Regions from separate parts of the Homo sapiens genome. Here region 2 is linked to region 1. Evidence: chromatin loops called from intact Hi-C (ENCODE). Cell type or tissue: heart left ventricle. All regions are shown on one strand. Each heading gives the region's core, and the rest is flanking DNA. Links, peaks and the distances in the headings are about the cores only.

Region 1 (2,901 bases), core at 230-2,729:
CTTGGGACTCGGCACCTGGGGCTTAGCCCAGGCTAAGCACTGAAGACATATTCAGTTCCCTGGGAAGCGTGAAGGACAACTGGGGGACCCCGCCCAATCTCCTGGTCTCTCTGGGCCTCAGTTTTCCCACCTGCACGTGGGGCAGCTCCAAGCCCCTCCAGCTCTGACGGCCCCATTTTCCCCCTCCAAGGGGCCCACGTACCTCCTCCTCCCGGGGGCGGTAGTACGAGACGAGGGTCAGGGTGATGTTGTAGAAGAAATAAAAGCAGAAGGACAGAAAGAACATGTGCTTGGCAAACTTCTTCCACTTCATATGCAGCAGCGTGTGCAGCGGCTCCAGGGTCAGCATCTCATGCCGGTTCTAGGGGTAGAATGCCACCAGTCACCATGGAGATGAGGGAGAGAGGGAGGGACCGTTTTCTAAAGGCCTGCGGGAGCTCTGAGTCAGTGCTGCAGAAGGGGCCCATCATTATGCCCGATGGACTGGTCTGGTTGGAAATGCTGGGAGGGTGATTTCCGGCTCCTGAGGCTCCTCCCCAGGGTACTAGGGCAGCAGTCAGAGGCCGCAGGAGCCCGGGCTTGCAGCAGGAGGACCCGATGCACAGCAGAAAGTGGAGGATAGAAGCGGGCAGGAGGTGGTGGCAGGGGTTCCAGCCCCAGTTTGCTCCTCCTTTGCTGTGTGACTTTAGGACAGACCCTGACCCTCTCTGGGCCTCAGACTCCTCACCTATAAAACTGCTAACAATCCCTGCCCTACCAACCAGGCTGCTGTGAGGGTCTGGGAAGACCCAAGGCAAGGGGACTCTGGGAAGCATGACTCTTAGTAAAGTATGAAGGAGGAAGACCCAGCCTGCTGCCTCACTGCCCCCAAGAGCTGAACACCTCTCATAGCTGCTCCTCTCTTCACCTCCAGTTGCACCGAACTCTCCCCTCTAGCCTCCTCCAGGAAGGCCCCCCGATTGCTCCTCAGTGCACTCTCTGACCCTCATTTGGGACCAGGTTTTGGGGAAGAAAGAATTCTAAGCCTGGCCGTATACACCAACGGGGGGTGGGAGAGAAACAATATGGAAAGGATCAACCCCAATCACCCCATCACCCACACCCACACCCAAACAGCCCTGGATACTCGGTCCAGAAGACCTCCCGCCCACCGCCCCCGCCACCACCACTCAGGTCTACAGTCCAAGGTCAATCAGGAAGAGTCGGGCCCAGCATCTGTCCCAGGCCTCGCCTTTTCTGTGCCTGACTCTGCTCACTGAGGCAACAGAGTGGGGTATGCAGATGCCGAGGGATGGAGCTGGCAGCACTGGGTCTTCCCAGCGTCCTCTCAGCCCCTGGCCTGAGGTCCAGCCCTCTTCTCCCTGCCCTTCCCCGCCTGTGCAGGAGACCCACGTCGATGTTGGTGTTGTAGACAGTGATTTCCAGCACTGAGTTGTCCGTGGTGGTGTCCACGTTGGTGAGGTCGTAGAGGGAGGATGACACGGGTCCGTACGCCCAGTCGGTGAACTTCCTGGACAGGCTCCGGAGCCGCTTCTCCTTGATCTCACGACTGAGGATGTACTTCAGGATCTGGGACAGGAGGAGGAACAACCATCAGCTGCAGAACAGGGGCTTAAGGCCAACAGGGCTGGACCAGCCAGAGGCTGGCTGGGCCCAGGGGATACACCCGCCCAGAATGGGTGGAGACCTGCCTCTGCGCCTGGCGCCATGGCCCCTGGGCCCCGTCTTTATCTGTGGAATGCGCACAAAGCTTGCTGTTCCGCCCATCTCACTGGGGGTTGTGAATACCAGGGACAAAGGGTGTGAAGGTTCTTCGCAGGCTGCAGCAAGCTGCACAATCAGCTTGAAATGCCTCACGCCAGCTGGGGACCCGGTTCGGTGAAAAATCCAGGCACTGATGATTTTTTAGAAACAGTTTCCATTTGCTCTGGACTTGAGAAGAAGCCAGAAGTGTTCTCAGCGTCCCCAGCCCACCCTAAGCCAAGACTCCTCCAGCTGTGGCTCACCACTCTGGCCAGGCAGGTGGTGACGAGAGACACCACGCCCTACAGGGAGGCCCGTGGGACTTCGGTAGGCCAGTGATCCTCAAACTCTGCTGCATGTTAGGGCTGCTGGGAAACTTAGAAATTCCCACAGCATGGCCAGGTGCAGTAGCTCACGCCTGTAATCCCAGCACTTTGGGAGGCCGAGGCGGGTGGATCATTTGAGGTCAGGAGTTCGAGACCAGCCTGGCCAACATGGTGGAATCCTGTCTCTACTAAAAATACAAAAATTAGCTGGGTGTGGTGGCAGGCGCCTGTAACCCCAGCTACTCAGGAGGCTGAGGCAGGAGAGTCGCTTGAACCTGGGAGGTGGAGGTTGCCGTGAGCCATGATTGCGCCACTGCACTCCAGCCTGGGCAATGAAGTGAGACTCTAGTCTCAAAAAAAACAAAACAAAACAAACAAACAAAAAAACCAAAAATTCCCACAGCATCAACTGATGAAATCGAAATATCCAGGGTGGGACCCAGGAGTCTGTATTTGTGAAGCTTCCTGGTTGGCTCCAAAGTGCAGGCTGGACACAGAGCTGCTGTCTCTGGCTTCCTACTTCCAAAAAGCTGAGCCCTGGGTTACCCCAGGATGAGACATGGACTTCCTAGGACACCAACTCAAGACCCAAGAGGAAGGGACTGTTGGGAAGGACAGTGTCAGAGACCTGGCCTCACAAGACCCACTGGGTTCCCATCCCATCTGTCATGAGAGCCCAGGCAGAGAGCTTCTAGGGATAAGGCCAGGTCTCTCCGCCCCGCACCCCAGCCTATAAAAGCCCCAGGACGGTGGCCAAGCTGGGCAGCATCCAGAAAAGTTTTCTGGAGGACACGGAACAGAGGAGGGAAGCGGGAGACAGGTGCCTCCCCCG
Region 2 (2,901 bases), core at 174-2,673, 55 kb after region 1:
ATGCAGAGAAGTTGGTAACTCCATTTACTCATTCGTTCATTCAACAAACATGGACCAGGTCCATGAAGCCATAGTCCCTGCCCAGGAGGCACAGCCTCCATCAGGGGAAGGACACACAAAGACAGTGTGTTATTAGGGGAGCGCCCGCAAGGAGGCCCCTCTGTGGGCCTGATTCCCCAAAGTGGCAGCCTGCAGGTGCCAAGCGGAGCATCTTACAATGCTGTGCCGCCTCCCAAGCAATGTCCCGGCAGGCCCAGAGCTCCTCCTGGCTGGGAGCAGAGTGATGGACAGCAGGGTGATGGAGAGGTGGAAGCACTCTCATGGACCCCACGCCATACACATCCCGCTGCCACCCCAGCCCATGGCCAGTCTCCCACGAGTGTCAGGGACTCCCACTGACCATGGAGGGAGAGACTGTGCCACACACACTTGTGGGTGTCACCCTTGTATTTCAGTGGCCATTTCCTGGAGTGGGTCACCATCCACATTTCCTAAGCACTAGTTCATCAGCTTGCCTTACCAGCACATTTTTCTCTTAAAAAGAAGTCACTGGCCGGGTGCAGTGGCTCACGCCTGTAATCCCAGCACTTTGGGAGGCCGAGGCGGGCGGATCACCTGAGGTCGAGAGTTCGAGACCAGCCTGACCAACATGGAGAAACCCCATCTCTACTAAAAATACAAAATTAGCCAGGCGTGGTAGCTCATGGCTGTAATCCCAGCTACTTGGGAGACAGAAGAATCACTTGAACCCCGGAGCCAGAGGTTGCGGTGAGCCAAGGTGGCGCCACTGCACTCCAGCCTGGGCAACAGAGCGAGACTCTGTCTCAAAAAACAAAAAACAAAAAACAAAAAAAAAGAGGGAGGCTGAGGCAGGAGAATGGCGTGAACCCAGGAGGCAGAGCTTGCAGTGAGCTGAGATCACACCACTGCACTCCAGCCTGGAAAACAGAGAGAGACTCTGTCTCAAAAAAAAAAAAAATAAAATAAAAAAAAAAGGAAGTCATTATGTGGCCTTAATAGGTGGACAGAAATCGGGTTTCATGCAATTATGAAGTTGAGTTTTTAAAGTAAATGTGCAGCCGGGCACGGTGGCTCACACCTGTAATCCAAGCACTTTGGGAGGCCGAGGCAGGCGATCACTTGAGGTCAGGAGTTCAAGACTAGCCTGGCCAATACGGTGAAATCCCATCTCTACTAAAAATATAAAAATAAGCTTGGCATGTTGGTGGGTGCCTGTAGTCCCAGCTATTCGGGAGGCCGAGGCAGAAGAGTCACTTGAACCCGGGAGGTGGAGGTTGCAGTGAGCAGAGATTGCGCCACTGCACTCCAGCCTGGGTGATAGAGCGAGACTCCATCTCAAAAAAACAAAAATTAAGTAAGTAAGTAAACTTGTAAAGTGCCCTGGAAACAAAAGCAGCAAATTAAGTGTCCTGGGTATCAGACACGAAGGACTAAGTCCAGAAGTTTGATGAAGTCTTGGCTCTTGGCAGAGGAAAAAGGCTGGTCTTAGGCTGATTTGATGGATGGCCCAGGGCCTGGCACAGAGCTGCTCAAAAGTCTAAATCCAGGGAATGAATAATGAGCAAGTGAGTGAATGAAAGAGGGCAGGCAAGCAGGATGATGGTGGGCTCTGGGCTTAGACACCAGCCCACATCCCTGGGGACCCCCAGGCCAGGGGTGAGCCCTGTCCCGAGCCCAAATTCCTGCGTGATTTTTCTTTTTTTTTTTTTGAGACAGAGTTTCACTCTTGTTGACCAGCCTGGAGTGCAGTGGTGCCATCTCAGCTCATCACAACCTCTGCCTCCAAGGTTTAAGCGATTCTCCTGTCTCAGCCTCCCTGAGTAGCTGGGATTACAGGCAGGCTCCACCACACCCAGTTAATTTGGTGTTTTTAGTAGAGACGGGGTTTCACCATGTTGGTCAGGCTGGTCTCAAACTCCAGACCTCAGGTGATCTGCCCACCTCAGCCTCCCAAAGTGCTGGGATTACAGGCATGAGCCACCATGCCCGGCCCCTGCATGCTTTCTAACCGAGTACACCCCGTCTACAATCAGGGACCTGAGTCACCACACACTCAGCCCCACAGGACCTCAAGGTTAAAGGAGAGGAACTGAGAAGCGGGAAGGGGGCGGGTCTCCTGTACAGCCTGAGGCAGGGGAGATGGGCGCAGGGATACGAGGTTCTCCACGTTCTCCATCCATCGCTCCCGCAAGCTGGGAAGGAGTCCAGGGCAGAGCCTGGGCCTGGGGTCGGGGAGGTCTCCCGAAATGTCCACACCCCTTCCCCACCACCCACACCCTCGCCCACGAGGCCTGAGCCTCTGGCCGCACCAAGCCATCCACGGGCCTGTAGTAGGCAGCCATGGTGAAGATGATCATGTACAGGCAGTAGACCAGGAAGTTGAAGTAGAAGATGCGCTTGACGAATCTGTCCCACTTGTCCTGCAGGAGTCGGTTCAGCGGCTCCACCAAGAGCATGTCGTGGCGATTCTAGGGGGTGGGGAGAGAAGTGAGGTTCCCTCCTGCAGCAGGAACTCCTCGCACGCCCACACCAGCCCGTGGTGCCCCTCACAGCCATGTGGCCCGCACAGTCCTCAGCCCACGGAGCAGGTGAGATGGGAGGTCTGAGCCAGCCGGCAGCCATAGCCTGGGGCTGGTCCCAGCACTGCCGCGGCTCACGGAGGGACCTGCCCTCTTGGCCTCAGTGTCCCCAGAGGTGCAGTGAATGGGGTGAAACTGGACAAGCTCTTAAGTGCTCACTTAATGGCCCACCGCACTGCCCGTTGTGTCTAATAACTCCCTCCCGAGAGCCCACAGTAATGGGAAGTAGTTGGCTTAGGCAGAGCCTGGGCATGAGGGGCTCAGGGCAGGCAGGAAAGAGCCTCTGGGTCCTCACTTCTCA

The links. A loop is a pair of places that touch in the nucleus more often than their neighbours do. Peaks named below come from ENCODE experiments on the same cell type or tissue, not always from the same donor. Only the 100,000 strongest peaks of a DNase experiment are listed, where the experiment ranks them.
Region 2: it touches region 1 in a loop (10-fold over the local background); 2 of 110 quality-filtered maps call a loop at or near these places.

The regions. Positions count from the first base shown.
Region 1 is chr17:3,528,635-3,531,535 of GRCh38, forward strand. It overlaps TRPV3 (transient receptor potential cation channel subfamily V member 3), which reads right to left. Exons shown (of 18, transcript NM_145068.4): 9 at 1,393-1,569; 10 at 203-361. Among named protein-coding and RNA genes, the nearest start is that of TRPV3, 28 kb to the right of the region's middle. In heart left ventricle, for the core only: no CTCF peak of the experiment used is centred there; DNase peaks (open chromatin) are centred at 1,387 and 1,707; H3K27ac peaks cover 1,715 bases.
Region 2 is chr17:3,583,438-3,586,338 of GRCh38, forward strand. TRPV1 (transient receptor potential cation channel subfamily V member 1) reads right to left here. Exons shown (of 17, transcript NM_080704.4): 9 at 2,331-2,489. Among named protein-coding and RNA genes, the nearest start is that of TRPV1, 25 kb to the right of the region's middle. In heart left ventricle, for the core only: no CTCF peak of the experiment used is centred there; no DNase peak of the experiment used is centred there.